2 separate regions of the Mus musculus genome follow, and region 1 is linked to region 2. Evidence: chromatin contacts called from ENCODE Hi-C data. All regions are on one chromosome and are shown on one strand. Each heading gives the region's core, a stretch centred on a gene start or an enhancer-like site at or near the end of the contact. The rest is flanking DNA. Distances are from core to core; before and after follow the strand shown.

The links. A loop is a pair of places that touch in the nucleus more often than their neighbours do.
Region 1: a map of left cerebral cortex shows a loop between it and region 2 (7-fold over the local background). The contact joins the promoter of Fancf here to the promoter of Prmt3 in region 2. A Hi-C loop is called at or near these places in 2 of 37 maps with a recorded cell type or tissue (T-helper 17 cell and left cerebral cortex).

The regions. Positions count from the first base shown.
Region 1 is chr7:51,858,616-51,865,871 of GRCm38, forward strand. Fancf (Fanconi anemia, complementation group F) reads right to left here and starts at 3,652. Exons shown (of 1, transcript NM_001115087.1): 1 at 1,962-3,652. The coding sequence starts at 3,639. The coding sequence ends at 2,608. It also overlaps a transcript of Gas2 not described here.
Region 2 is chr7:49,774,544-49,781,421 of GRCm38, forward strand. Prmt3 (protein arginine N-methyltransferase 3) reads left to right here and starts at 3,815. Exons shown (of 16, transcript NM_133740.2): 1 at 3,815-3,958; 2 at 4,038-4,170; 3 at 5,766-5,848; 4 at 6,578-6,627. The coding sequence starts at 3,934.

The DNA of each region.
Region 1 (7,256 bases), core at 2,402-4,901, 2.1 Mb after region 2:
AAAATTTGGACAAGTGATATTAAATTTATATATTAAGGCCTTGCATTACCAAACCTTGCCAATACTACTTAGTATCACAGGCACTGTTAATATTACATAGATACCCACTTCTAAAAATAATCATTTGACTAAAAACTGAGGCGTATAGAAAGAAAAGCATATTTTTCCCTCATAGACTCTAGGAAGGTCTCTTCACCCTTTTCAGCTATGGACCCAGGTAACTTACTGCAGCACACTGGCTTCAGCCTATTAAAAGAAAGATTCTGATGTGGGTCCTACCTACTTCTACTTATTCACAAGGTGGCCCAAAGCAGTGTCACAGATATACTAAACTGCTGAGGGATTTAGAAAGTTTATTCCCAAGGCTAGCTAGTCACTACAGGTAAAACATGGGGCAGATTATCAGTCCTGGGAAACAGGACATAAGATACCAACCGTTTCCATAGCAGCAAACTAATATGGAGACAGCCAGGAAAGAGCTTTAGGGTGTGAGCAGCATAAACCTTCGAGTATAGGCCCAGCCAGTCACAGGAGAGATTAGGAACATCAGGAGTATGGCGGAAACGGTGGGGATGCAAATGTTGAACAAAAGATCAGTCACTTGAAGATAGGAACAAGACCACTTACAAAGGCACTGCAGTGCAAGGAGGCCCTTCTTTCTCAACAAGGAAAAGGAGACAAGTGAACTGACACTCCTGAATGATAACGGAAAATCATGCACAAAGCAAAACCACCTTCACACACGAACCAGATGGACTTTTGCAGATACTCATTAAGATGTTTCTCACCATGAGATATTTCCCCAAAGAATCCTAAAAACAAAACAAGATAAACAAAATCTACTAAGTAAATGAACAGAAACACAACCACAGAACTCACAAACTCACTGAAATGGAAGTGATAAAAGTTTAAGGAAAAGATGTCCTTTACTATACGAAACGTTGGTTTGGCTTCAAGCAAACAAAAGTAAAACAGCAGAAAATGAGCTGTGAAAGGCATCGGGATTAAAACTTCAAACCACCGAAGCTGAACCACAGAAGTTAGCTGTACGTGCCAGCTCATACCTAAAATCTCACCATTTAGGAACCCGAGGAAGGAGGATCCCCTACGAGTCTGAGGCTGGCCTGGGCAGACAGGGAGTTCCAGATCAACCTGGGTTAGAGTGAGACCCTAAAACAACAAAACAGAAGCAAGACAGCAAGACCCAGCTGTCGCTCGTGTATAACTGCACAAAGAATCCAAGTCAGAATACAGCAGATGTGAAAGACGGTTCACACAGATCAGGGCTAGAAAAAGGGATTTGATCACAGGAGCAAAAGAAATGATACTGCTCTCTTCAGATAACTGTATTCGTTGTTTAGACTTGTGTCCTAAATCAGAATCAAAATTTTGCACTATATGTCCTTTTGCTCTATTTCTAAAATTAGAAATTAATTTTGTGAGTTATGGGCATTTACCATGGAGAAAGTGTGTTGAACCCTGGAAATTTACTTAGCAAATTATTAACAAAAGCATTTATTATTAAGTTTAAAACACTTGAGCAGACAAAGTTGTTTTGTTTTTTTGAGACAGCTTTTCTCTTTGTGTAGCCCTGGCTGTCCTGGAACTTGCTTTGTAGACTAGGTTGGTCTTGAACTCAGAGATGTGCCTGCCTCTGCCTCCCTAGAATAAAGTTGGGTTCTTAGTCAGAGAATACTCAAAATAGTCTCCATCCAGCAAACATGAGGAAAACCAGAATCAGACATTTAAACACCTGATGACCCCAGGTTAGGGCTATTAACTTGATAAATGGCAGAAGTGGTCTCGATTCTCTTAACTTACTAGATCCCTTCATCATATAACCCAAAGGGGTATGTTTACACTTACTGTGCTCTAAACACTTAAGTGGGTACTCAAGAAATGCTTTAAACTATTTGCTGTTATTTTGAATTTCAGAGTAGTGACTTGTACAAAGAACAAAATTTTCTGAGCAATGCAATTTTAATGCACACATAGGTTGGTAAACAGGTAAAAGAAAGCAAGTTTAGGGCTCTAACTCTAGCCCAGTCAGCTTTGAAGTTAACATGATGCTACCACATGTTGCTGGTTGAATAAAACTTTGTACTACTGAAGAGTGTTAGGAACCAAGTAAATCATACAAAAGTACCCTTCTTGGAAAACGTAAAGCTGCCTTTTCTTTTTAGGGTGAATCTAGTTTTAGTATTCTTACAAATTAGCTTTATACGAAACAAGCTGAAAATTCGATGGCTTTAAGAATTCTTTCACGATTAATGATGTAGCTCAGTGGTGAACACTAACATAGGCAGGGTCCTGGGTCCATTACCAGAACAAAAACAATCTCTATATAATACATATTATATAATATATAAATTTATAGATATTGTGCATATTATATATATTTATATTATGAACCATTTAAAATTGGCCCCTGAATAATTAGGTTTTGGGAGCATGTATATAGGGAATTGGGGAGAACACTGACAATTTGTAAACTGCATAGTCAAGAAGTAGCAGGATGCTGTGCATAGAGGCTTTGGTGAGAAGTATGCTTGTTATTCCCTCTATGGGACAGGGTCTGTCCAGATGCCCAGCCTGGGAACTGAGAATCTACTCTAGCACGATCCCACACTCAAGCACCACCAGGAGGTCTGTCCAGATGCTCATCCCAGGAACCTCGAAATCTCCATCCAAGGCTTTGCGGGACCTTAGGGTCACCAGCACCTCTTCCTGCAGAAATGGCTGGGCATGGCACAAGCTCTGCAGCCTTAGGCACAGCTCTTCCCAGGGCATGTCCTCCATCTGTGTAGGGACCCAGGCACCCTTTTGCAGATCATAGTGCAGCCGCGTGGCCCACGTTGTGAGCAGGTCCAGGTAGGCGCGAGACAGTGCGTGGTGGCAGCCCGCCACGGAGGCCAGGCGCTTGGCTGGCAGATGGCGGCAAAAAGCGGCCAATACCTCGGGACTTTCGAGAAGCCAGCGCAGTAGTTTCTGTGTCTCATCCGCACCCGCAGGGTCCGTGGCCTGGGCTGGCTCCGGGTCTTCCTCGCGTAGCAGCAGCGCTTCGGCAGTCACGTCGAGCACGTGCTCCCGCGGCCCGCGCGTCCACAACGTGTCCAGGAGTTTGCGCGCGGCCGCGGAGTCGGCCCCGCCCAGCTCGTGCAGGCGCGCGTCCAGCAGCTCCGCGTGCGTGCGCAGCAGCGCGCTCCTGGGCGCGTCCCCGCCGAGGCGGCACAGCAGGCGCAGCGCGCTTCCGCGGCGCGCCAGGAGGACCAGGCGCGACTGCGGCACGTCGTCTCGGTGGTCCGCGGCGGGGCCCGGGAACAGCAAGCTCGGCAGCGCGCGGGCGGCGGCGGGCGCGAGCGCGCGGTTCCGCAGCAGGCGGAGGGCGAGCCGCGCGTCCCCGGACTCCAGCGCCGCGAAGCTGCGCAGCCCGAGCGGCCCTCCCCGCGCGGGGAGCCGCCTCTCGAGCGCCTCCCGCACGCGGCCGCGGCCCGCGAAGCGTCGGTACACGTGGAGCAGATAACGCGCCCACTGCAGCGCCCTGCGCACCTTTTCGGCGTCCCACGTGCTCACCAGCGACCCACACGACACGGCCAACAGCTCGGAGAATCGCTCGGTTTGCTGCACAAGCGGCTCCATGGCGGCCGCTTCCGCCCTGACATCCCGAGGCGCGAGCCGATTGGACATGAGCGTGAGCGCCCGCCTCAGCGTGCTGTGCCATTGGACGACGGCCGTGTCAGTCTCGCACCATGGTTTCCGGGGCACATTGGCGCTGAAAATGAACTAGGGCAAAGTCCCAAGCTTTTACTCTGGGTCTGGGAGAGGACGCGTGAGTGCGAGTTTGAGCGCTAGGATTTTATGTGCTCTTTTGTTTTAAAAATGCCAGTGGTAGACATTTAGGCGCTTCCCCGAAAGGGGACCCATGTTCATCATTATTAGCAGTGCGGATGTGATCTGCTTGCGAACTCAAAGCTCTTAAATGGCCCGTTTCCCTGGTACTTGTGGAACCAGGACCCTCACACGCTGTGCTGTGAGTTCCCGGGCTTTTTTCCTTTTTCCTTATTTATATTGTTTACTGATTCTGAGGAAACCTATCACTGAATTGTGCAAGCAGCCTTTCAGTTTGCAGTCCTGCCTCGACTAACCTAGTGACTGGCAGCACTATCCTGAGGCTTACTAGCCATGCAATAAATGAAAGTTTAAGCTCAAAATTAATCTACACATTTATGCTAGACTCTGAATAGTTCTGGGCATTCTTATCAGAACATATAGTTAAGCCAGTTTTGTTTAGTTTTTAGCCATTAGCCCAGACTATAGTGTTTGGCCTTGTGATTTTATTTTAGTCTGTGTGATGGGTTTTAAAGTTTCAGGTGGTAGCTATTAGGAATTACAGAGGTCACTGGTTCATCCACTTACTAAATACTAAGTCACGTGATGTGATAGCCAGTGAAGGACAGGACTGGCGCAGTTGAGATAAATGTAGTTAAAGCTTCCCTGTCCCACAGGAAACACTAATGTTCCTTAGAGAGACTTCAACTTCATAATGCGGTAGACAAAAATAAGAGTCACTAGATCTTAGATGTTAGGGAAAGCCCCATTAAACCTTCCTTTCAACTGAATGCCCAAAGAATACACCTGGAAATGCTTCAAGGCCATGGGAACCGTTAATAAGTCTTAAGCCACCAGAGTGAAAACCAGATCTAATCCAGGGTGAGAAAGAAGTCCAAAACAGCTTCATTTCCAAGTGGCTGGGACAGTTCAGAGAAACTTCACCAGTGCTCACCTTTTCAAAACCAATATTATGTTAAATCTCAGTACCACAGTGAGTAATTATTTGTTTCACAGTAGCCATCTTTTATTAAGTAGCTATGCATCCCTCCGACAGTTTCCCATCAGAAGAATGCACTTTGGATTTCGAACCAGTTTTCCATTTAATTTGGAACAATCTATGTAGAGGCTGAAAGATGATAAACACTTTAATTTCAAGAAACCTATGCACTTGAGGCAGACATTGGGAGGATTCCCAACCCATGTAAGTGTAATTCAAATCAGATTTTGTGTAATTTTAAAGTGCCAGGTATGGTGATTTTAAAGACCAATTGGAAATGGATAGGAGAGCACTGAAAGGCTATATGGACTGATCTTTGATTTAGGCTGCACAAATACTTGCACCATCAGAGGATAGTGGAAAATCACGTGAGAGGAATCACACAAGTTAAAATGTCAGTGTAATATGTGAATACTGTATGCTGAGAATGCCAGGATCAACCTTCCACCTGCTGGTCACACTCTGCAAATCCCCAATATGTAGTAAATAAGAACAGAAAATGGAAGCCCAGTGTTAGCAAACTTTTATTAAAATAGCATTTCATTCAAACACAGGAATGAGCAACATAAACAACTAACATAAGATACTTTCACCAAGAGCTTCCCTCAGGACTCTAGAGAAGATGGAAGCCATATATGTGACATACTGGGGTAGGTTTTTGTTGCTGACTTTCAATATGTACTCTGTGGTGTTTTCAGTAAGATGTCCTCCATTGGCTTTGGTGTTTGAATACCCTAGTTGGTAACACTGTTTGAGAAGGTGTGGCCTTAGGTTAGGCTTCGAGAGCTTAGAACATCAACTACTTCCAGTTTCATCCTTTTCTGTTTCATGTTTGCAGGTGAGCATGCCAACTCTTAGCTTCCTTCCTCTGCTGCCTTGCCCAGCCCCTGCTGTGATGGACTCTTGCTCTCCTAGAACCCTCAACCGTAAGCATAAATAAAACCTGCTATAAGTTGCCTTGGTCATGATGTTTTATCATAGCATCAAAAAGTTAACTTGTACTTTGGGATAGCAGTCAGCTCCACCCTCAGGGCCAGAAAATGTTAACTGAACCAGTTAATGAAACCCTGTCTTAATTTACTAACTAGTCTAGGAATCCAGCTGTAAGCCTCTCTATATAACATCCTCTACTAAATAAAATAAGTTCAGAAGTGGCCAGAGGAATTCACTATAGTCATTAAGGCCTACAGTATTCAGAAAAAAAAATCTTACTCTAAAGTCAGTAATTAGTCTAAGCTGAACACCAGGCATGCTTATGAGAGAGTTTCTTTGTCAGGAAGAAACGTTGAACAGTCCTTAATCTGAATCTGCTTATAAATACCTTATATATTTCTAATTGCTTTTGTCAATCTTGTGGGGTTTTTCAAATTTATTTAATTTAAATGTACGTAGCTAAAGTAGCCCTTGCTATGATGGATTCTATCCGTCTGAAACCATAGACAAGGGTGTGTTGGTCATGGTATCTTGTTACAGCAACAGGAAAGTAAATGTTGCAGTAGTAATCGGACCAGTGAGAGCGGTTTTTTCCCTTTAAACCTAGCGTTTTATATGTGCCTCTCAAATGTTCTTTACTGGAGTATCTTTTGCCTGGATGTGAAAAGACTGGAAACATTGCTCAAACACAAGCCAGAAGCCACACTGCATGGTAATGGAAAGTGCATTGTGTTTCCTATTATCTGACCTAGGCTTTTGTAAATAGAAAGGGGGAAAATTATCCACTTGCCCTCTCCTTCATTAATGTGTTTTCTTCTCTTTCCCCACTGTCCTGAGCAGAGGATAGCTCATCATCATGTTAGCTCCTTGCCCTTGCCCTTTGATTTTCTGCTGAAGTAATCAGTATGAGGCCTTAGCAAACAAGCAGGGGGACCAAAGGCAGGCTCTGTCTTCTAAGGCTGAGGCATCTTCTTTCTGCATCTGTTCTGCACGATGTTCCCCCTAGCAGCCCTCTGGACTTCCTGCATGTGGGGTCATACTTACTGACTGCTTTTGCCTTGCCCAGATTTTATACATGTTCTTCTGTTTGTTTATGTTCAAAACCTCTCATGAGTCTGCCCTTATTTTCTGACAAGACCTCAACAGAGTCAATTGCTCAAATTCTCAGTCATTTTTATAAGTCATGTGAGTTCATGAGTCATAACATTTTCCCTCCACATTCATCTAGCTAGTGATGAGTACTTTAATGAATGTATTCTGAAATACCTAACATTGACATATGAGCTGCCAGTCTGTGACAGAAGTCATCATTACAGCAAGTATATGACAGGTGATGTGAAATCATCCCATAATGTAATTAACTAGAGGTGAACAAAGCATTCTGTTAACAGTGTGGCATGGTGGAGGTGTCGGAACAGGGGCCCGGATGGTGAAGACTTTAAAATACCTTCTGCAGTTTATAATTATTTCTTTTATAATTAATAACTTGTCTGTT
Region 2 (6,878 bases), core at 2,565-5,064:
CAGAAGAGGGCACTGGATCCCCTGGACCTGAGTTACAGATCTACCTATGTGTGTGCTAGGAACACGTTATTCAGGTCTTCTGTAAGGGCAGCAAATATTCTTAACCATTGAGCCATCTACCCAGCTCCCTGCAGGTGGTTTCTTTAACCACTCTGTTAAAGTACCCCTGTTTCCAGGTTTCCAGTTAACTTAGTATATTCAATTAAAACTTAAATTCTTGTGTTTCTCTCTTGATCCAGGCTCCTTTCAATTGCAAATGCTGGTTAATCTAAAATTCCTGGACACTAGACTGTGAAAGACTCAGTGTGGTGCGCTTTTCTAGTCTTTTGTTTTGGGAAAGGGTCTTAGGTAGCCCAGGCTGGCCTCAAATTCAATAAGCAATCCAAGATGACCTTGAACTTGCGATTCTTCTTCCTCTACCTCCCAAGTGTTGGGATTATAAATTTGCCCCATCATGCCTGGTTTCTGTAGTGCTGGGATTGAACCCAAGGCTTTATGCATGCTAGGTAAGAAGTCTACCAATGGAGCTATGTTTCCAGCCTTCTTTCGATGATACACATTAAACAGGCAGGAAAGGAAAACAGAGGGAAGGGGCAGTGCCCAGAGGAGCACATTGTGCCAGTTACATCATGGGACAGGTGCAGCTTCTGTGCTGGGGGATCTAAGTCACTTGACTTCAATGACTGTCTATTGTCCTGATTACATTTCAACTTTTGGTGGACACTGCTGAGTGAATACCGTTCCCTGTAGTATGGGTTTGTATTCCTGGAAGACAGCAGACATTGTCAATGTCAACTCTTCTAGAGCAGTCTGGGATCTTGGCAAGTGAGCTTCAAGGAGACAGAGCTGGATGCCTGCCTGTAATCCTAGCACCAGGGAGGCTGAGGCGCAAGGATCAAGGTCTTCCAGGACTACATAGTAAAACCCCATCTCAAAAGTAGAAGTTTTCTTCCTGCTGGTGGGTTCCCTCATGGCTGGGCTTGGAGGAGCTGGATGTGTTCCCATCATAACAGTCTTGGGCTTTGAGAAGAGAAGGGAAGCAGCCTTTGGGGATACCCATAAGAATACACTGAGCCTTGTGGGCTCTGGAGACGGCTAGACTCAGTGGCCAGTTTTAAGTTACTCTCTACTGTTTCTGCGCATCAAACATTCAGGAGCGAGTAAGTCTACAGTCAGATCTCAATAACAGAGTAGAGTGATGTTGGAAGGATCTATCTTCATGAGTAGGAGAGAAAATAGCCCATACCCAAGCCCTGTACTGTAGCGAGATGTCAGCCTCACAGAAGGTTCTGGGCCTCTAGACTGGCATTAATTACTGTCACCATCAACATTTGGGCACCACTATGGTTCAGCAGGTTCCTTCAACAGAGAAAAATGTGGCTTGCTGGAGAGAGAAGTTTATGCAGAGAGAGAGTCGGATGGGCCCAGATAAAGAAAGGCTGTACATTCATTCATTTGTTCAGCAGGTGCTCCTATCAAGGTGGTGATAAGTCATTGAGCAGTCTGCTAGCCAAGAGGGCCAGCAGATATCTGGCAATGTCCTAGGATGTCAGAGAGCTTCAGAAGGTGATGTGATGGACCCTGTCCTCTTCTGTGAGCCAGACCATGGAATGGGGTATTTGGGAAAGAGAAAAAGAGAGGAAGAGGAGGGAGAGGAGGTGGAGAAGATAATAGACAGTAATAGACAATAAGGAAGACCTGGGCTGTTCCCAGAGTAACACAACCTGTTTTTAGAAATGGTTGATGTGACTGGGAAGGGGGGCATCTTAGTTAGGGTTTTATTGTTGTGAAGAGACCACTATGACCAAGACAACTTTTATAATGGAAAACATGTAATTGGGGCTGGCTTATAGTTTCAGAGGTTTAGTCTATGATCATGGTGGGAAACATGGCATTGTGCAGGCAGACATGGTCCTGGAGGAGCTGAGAGTTCTACATTTTGATCCAAAGGCAGTAGAAGGGGACTGAGTTCCACATTGTGTGGAGTTTGAGCATAGGAGACCTCAAAGCCTGCTTCCACAATGACACACTTCCTCTAACAAGGCCACACATACTCCAACAAGGCCGTACCTCCTAATAGTGCCACTCTCCATGGGCCAAGCGTTCAAACATATGATTCTGTGGGGAGGACCATACTTATTCAAACCTTCACAAGGGGTAGGCAGGCTGTAAGAGGTTGGGAGGACTGGAGGGAAACCGTCTTCTGCACATACCAGGACCACTCGTAAAGCTAGCAGCTGGGGTTGCCTGCACGAGAGAAGCCAGTCAGCATTCTAACATGGCGTGGCTGGGGATTCTTGAGTACCCACTCCTGAGGAGCTATGACAGTGGATGTTTCTCAGAGAGGGAGTTTTCTTTAAGGCTGTGACCTCTGGTAGGTTGACCACACTCCTGTGGTTGTCCCCCAACCCAGAGTATATGGACCCCAGAAACTGGAATCCATGTTATTGTTTTTTAAAAGGATATAAAGGTGAGGGGTAGGGCCATGGGAGTGGATGGATCTGAGAGGAATTAAGAGGAGGAGTGGGAGGCATATGATCAAGAGACACTGTGTGATATTCTCAAAAATATTTTAAAAAATTATGATGTGAGCAAAATCCTGTTGGGGGAGGGTGTTAGCACCCCCCCCCCTGTTACCTGGCTAGGTATGCCTGAGTCACTACAAAAGGGGCTGCTTGTCCCCTCTGAGTCCTCTTGCCTTCTGGCTCCTGCCCCCCTCTCTCCCCATTCCCTCCCCCCTCTCTCTCCACGTGCTCATGGCTGGCCTCTACTCCTCTAATCCGCTACTCTCTCTCTCTCTCTCTCTCTCTGCCTTTTTCTGTCTCTATTACCTTCTTAACTCCCCTCCCCATGCCCTGAATAAACTCTATTCTATACTATTACTATACCATGCCCTCAGGGGGAAGAGGTGCCTCAGCATGGGCCCGCAGAGGCACCACTCCCCCCCCCCCCCCACCTGACTACACCTCCACCAAAACATATCCCTTCTCCCTTTATCTTTTTATAAAACACAACAGAGGGGAAGAGGAACTGCCCACCAAAGAGCTTCAGTGATCAGCAGTACACTGGCTCGAGGGTGTGCATGGTGGGAAGTTGAACTGAGCTGTCTGACACTATACTATGCAGGCCTAGCTGGCCATGTCCTCAAACATGCCCCATGCAGAGTCCAGCCTCATCTGCAGCCTGGAGGCTTTACCTACCCAGAATTACTGCTTCCCACCTGCCTAAGGGAACTCCACTGTTAGATACTAGGAATATTAGAAAGGAGGCAGCCTGAGACTCGGGAACCCTGGTATCCTCCCTAACCCCACAGGCAGGGCAGAGAGCATTTGTTGGCACATATCACACAGTCCACCTGTTTCCATTGTATAGGCTCAAGTTAATGCCTAAACTTTTCACACACGTGTAAGTCTTACCATAACCATCAGGTTACTGCAGTCATGAGAGTGCTTTACCAGTCAGGAAACTGAGGCCAAGAGAAGGCAGGTTACCTGCTCATGCTTAGAATTCAAGCATTCAGAAATAGAGTTCAAACTTAGGGTGTTTGTAAAGCCCATGGTTCTCACTTTATCACTTTAACCCCTAGTAGGGGTGTGGGGCTTGAGTGCACACCCACATACATCAGCATACAGGTTAATTTAAGGGGCTTTCTTGTCTTCCCCAGAGCCTCCGAGCCTGGCCTGCATTGGCCATCTCTGCCGCCAGAGGGCGCTGCGATAAGTCGGTGCTCAACCTTGTAAGCGCCGGCGCCTCGGTTGCGCAAGCGTCCAAGCCGGAGAGCGGTGCCCCGCCCCCTACGCCCACGTGACCCGGAAGCGCTCTCCGGACGGTTCACGCTCCGCGTGTGGATCGCTTTGGGGGCTCCCGCGCACCCGCGCCGCTCGTTCCCGGCTCCGGTGCCGCGCTGTGCGGCCGCGCGCTTGGTCGGCGGCCATGTGTTCGCTAGCGGCGGGGAACGGTGGGTGCCCCCTCGCGTAGGGCGGCGGGGCGCGGGTGGGCGGGCGCGGGTCTCGGTGCTGACCGTGTGTGCTCTGCAGGCCGTGGCGCCGAGCTGGGGCCGGAGCCCCTGGAACTGTCGGACAGCGGAGACGACGCGGGCTGGGAGGACGAGGACGCGGACACTGAGCCCGCGCACGGCCGGCAGCACACACCCTGCCTGTTCTGTGACAGGTTCGTGCCGGTGTGGAAGGCGCGCCGCAGCGCCAGCGAGCACGTGGCGGGCCCGAGGCTCCGGCCCGCGCGGGACGGTTGATTGACAAGGGGCTGCTCACGTGGTCCGGGGGGGGCGGAGCCGGGGACCGCGCTCTGGGTTTGCCTCTGCAGCCCAGTCAACCCCACCCCTCACTCTAATTCCCCCCCCCCACCCCCCATACTAAGTCAGGCCTGGCATACCATCACTCTGGAGGCTGAGGCAGGAGAATGGTCAGGAATCCCAGGCCAGCCTTGAGTCACCAAGCTAGACCCTCTCGAAAACACACCCAGAAAAAATCTGAACTTCACACCTTAGTCCTAAATTAGGGATTCCATGAAGGCTGGGTGTTTTTCATTCTGTTCCTTGGATACCAGACTTTGAAAGCGCATAGACTGGAAGCGCGCTTCCATTTCTACCATCCTATAATAGGACGTTCTCTTCTCATGTAACATTCAACTGAGCCATTTAGACAGAACTAGCTCACTTCCATGATTGAGGGAGGAACTGATGCTCTTTGTACTTAGGGGAAAATGAGGCTGCAGAGCCACCAACTTGTTCAAGGTCACGAAGCTGCTGTTTATATTCCTAGGACACACCTTCTTTTCACTTAAAATCCTGCATCTTAGATGGAAGTGACTTGGCTGAAAAAGGGGTGATTGATGTTGACTAGCGCTGCTGGGTCCCGCCCCCTGTGTCGGTTCCTGGTGCTGACTGGTGGCATATTAGTGGTCCTAGGTGGCGCCTCATTGGAGAGGAGAATGACTGCACACTCGTATTTATTGTATTTATTGAGCATCTGTGGTGCAGTGCCCTGTGATAGGCTGCGAGGATGATCCAGATGACCTGTCTTGGCAGACATTGAGAGTTGCCTGTGTGCTAGGCATACAGAAGTGAAGTGCGGAGTCTCTGCTGTATATTCGTTCGTGTCCTTCAGTGTTGGAGGTTACATACAAAAGAAGTGTTATTCTTCACGCTGTAGTGCAGGTGCTGTAGGACTACCAAGGTCACTTGAAATCTGGCACTTTGGGAATGTGCCAGCTGTATAATTGTGTGCTTTGTGTCTAAAAACACTATGCTGGGTTCAGAGGGAGGGGAAAGAGGCTCAACTAGGGAACTTTTGTGACTTGAGAGAAACCAAATATATCAGAGAGAGCTTTATTACCCAGAAGCCTCTGGGTAAATTTGGGGTATTCAGTGTTGTCTAAAACGGTTGTGGTGTAACGCCAGAGGGAGGGAGCTCCTCTTGGGACTTGCTGAGGAGTCCCCCTGAGGAATCTGCCAAAGGACAGGTTTAGGGACCCTGGGGAAGGGGGTAGAGGCAGAGGGAGGGGGACAGAGAAGGACAGAAAGAGAGAGGAAGAGGAGGAAAGGCCAGCCAGGGTCACAAGGGAAGAGAGAGAGGGAGAGAGTAAATGGAGAAAGAGAGAGGGAAGGTGAGGAGAGGAATGGAGGGGAAGGGAGGGGGTAGGCTGTTGCTAGGTAACTGTTGGGTGGAGCCTGGAGGAAGTGCTAACATTCAGTATTTTGACCTCCTCTGAGACTGTTCCAGGAGACTCTATGCTTGTCTCTTCAGGTTGTTCGCCTCTGCTGAGGAAACGTTTTCACACTGTAAGTTGGAGCATCAATTTAATATTGATAGTATGGTCCATAAACATGGTGAGTATCTCTTAGCATAAAGGCAGGTTTGCTTGTGAAGTTTAGATTGACCCTTTTTCCAGACCCTTTCTTTCCTTTGTGTGTAGTTCCCCCCAGCTGATGTTAGCTGTCTTCCTCAGTTGTGCTCTACTGTGTGCATTGAGGCAGGACCTCTCACTTGAACCTGGAGCTCGCTGACCCAGCTGCTCTAGCTAGCAGCTTTCTTGAATGATCCCTGGCTTCTGCCTCTCAAGCATTAACAGTACAAAAGGCTGCCACCTCTGCCTGGTGTTTTATGTGGTGCTGAGAATCGCAATCATGGCCTTATGCCTTCTGTGTAAGTGCTCTCACCCATTTTGCCACAGTTCTGACAATCTGAGTTTGTATCCCAGAACTCACACAGAGGTGGAAGAAGACAGCCAGTATTCTTTGACCTCCACTTGTGCAGGGTAGCACACTTACATATACACATCACACTCTCCCTCCCCCATATAGCGTACCCCCCACATGCATGATAATAAATAAATTCTTTAATGAAATGCAAAACACTTCAAAACCTGTTACCTGTGGCTAATTCTCAGCTTAAATATTTAAAAGTAACAAAATTGCAGCTCCTAATTCTTAATGCAAAATTCCAAATAATAAGTGATACTTTAGAGGTCGGAAATATATCATTGGAGGAAAATTTACAGATGAGTTAAAACAAATACATTGTATTAAAATCAATGAATTGTCTTTTCTCCTATTTAGGACTTGAATTTTATGGATACATTAAACTAATAAATTTTATTAGACTTAAGGTAAGTTGGAAACCTAATAATTTTATTTAGAAATTTTTGGAGTTCATAGAGACTGTCGCTGTCCTGATTATTTAGTAAATTTTGAGCTGTTGTTTCAAATTTGGCATTTTTCATCTTGTGGGAATTGTGGGCCTGAGAAAAGAGTGCTGTGTGACGCTCCAGGTGGACATGTCCCCTCTGCTTAGTCCTGTCATGTTTAACTAAACTGATCAGTACTATGCAGAAAGCAATATTAGATAAAAGGAAAACTA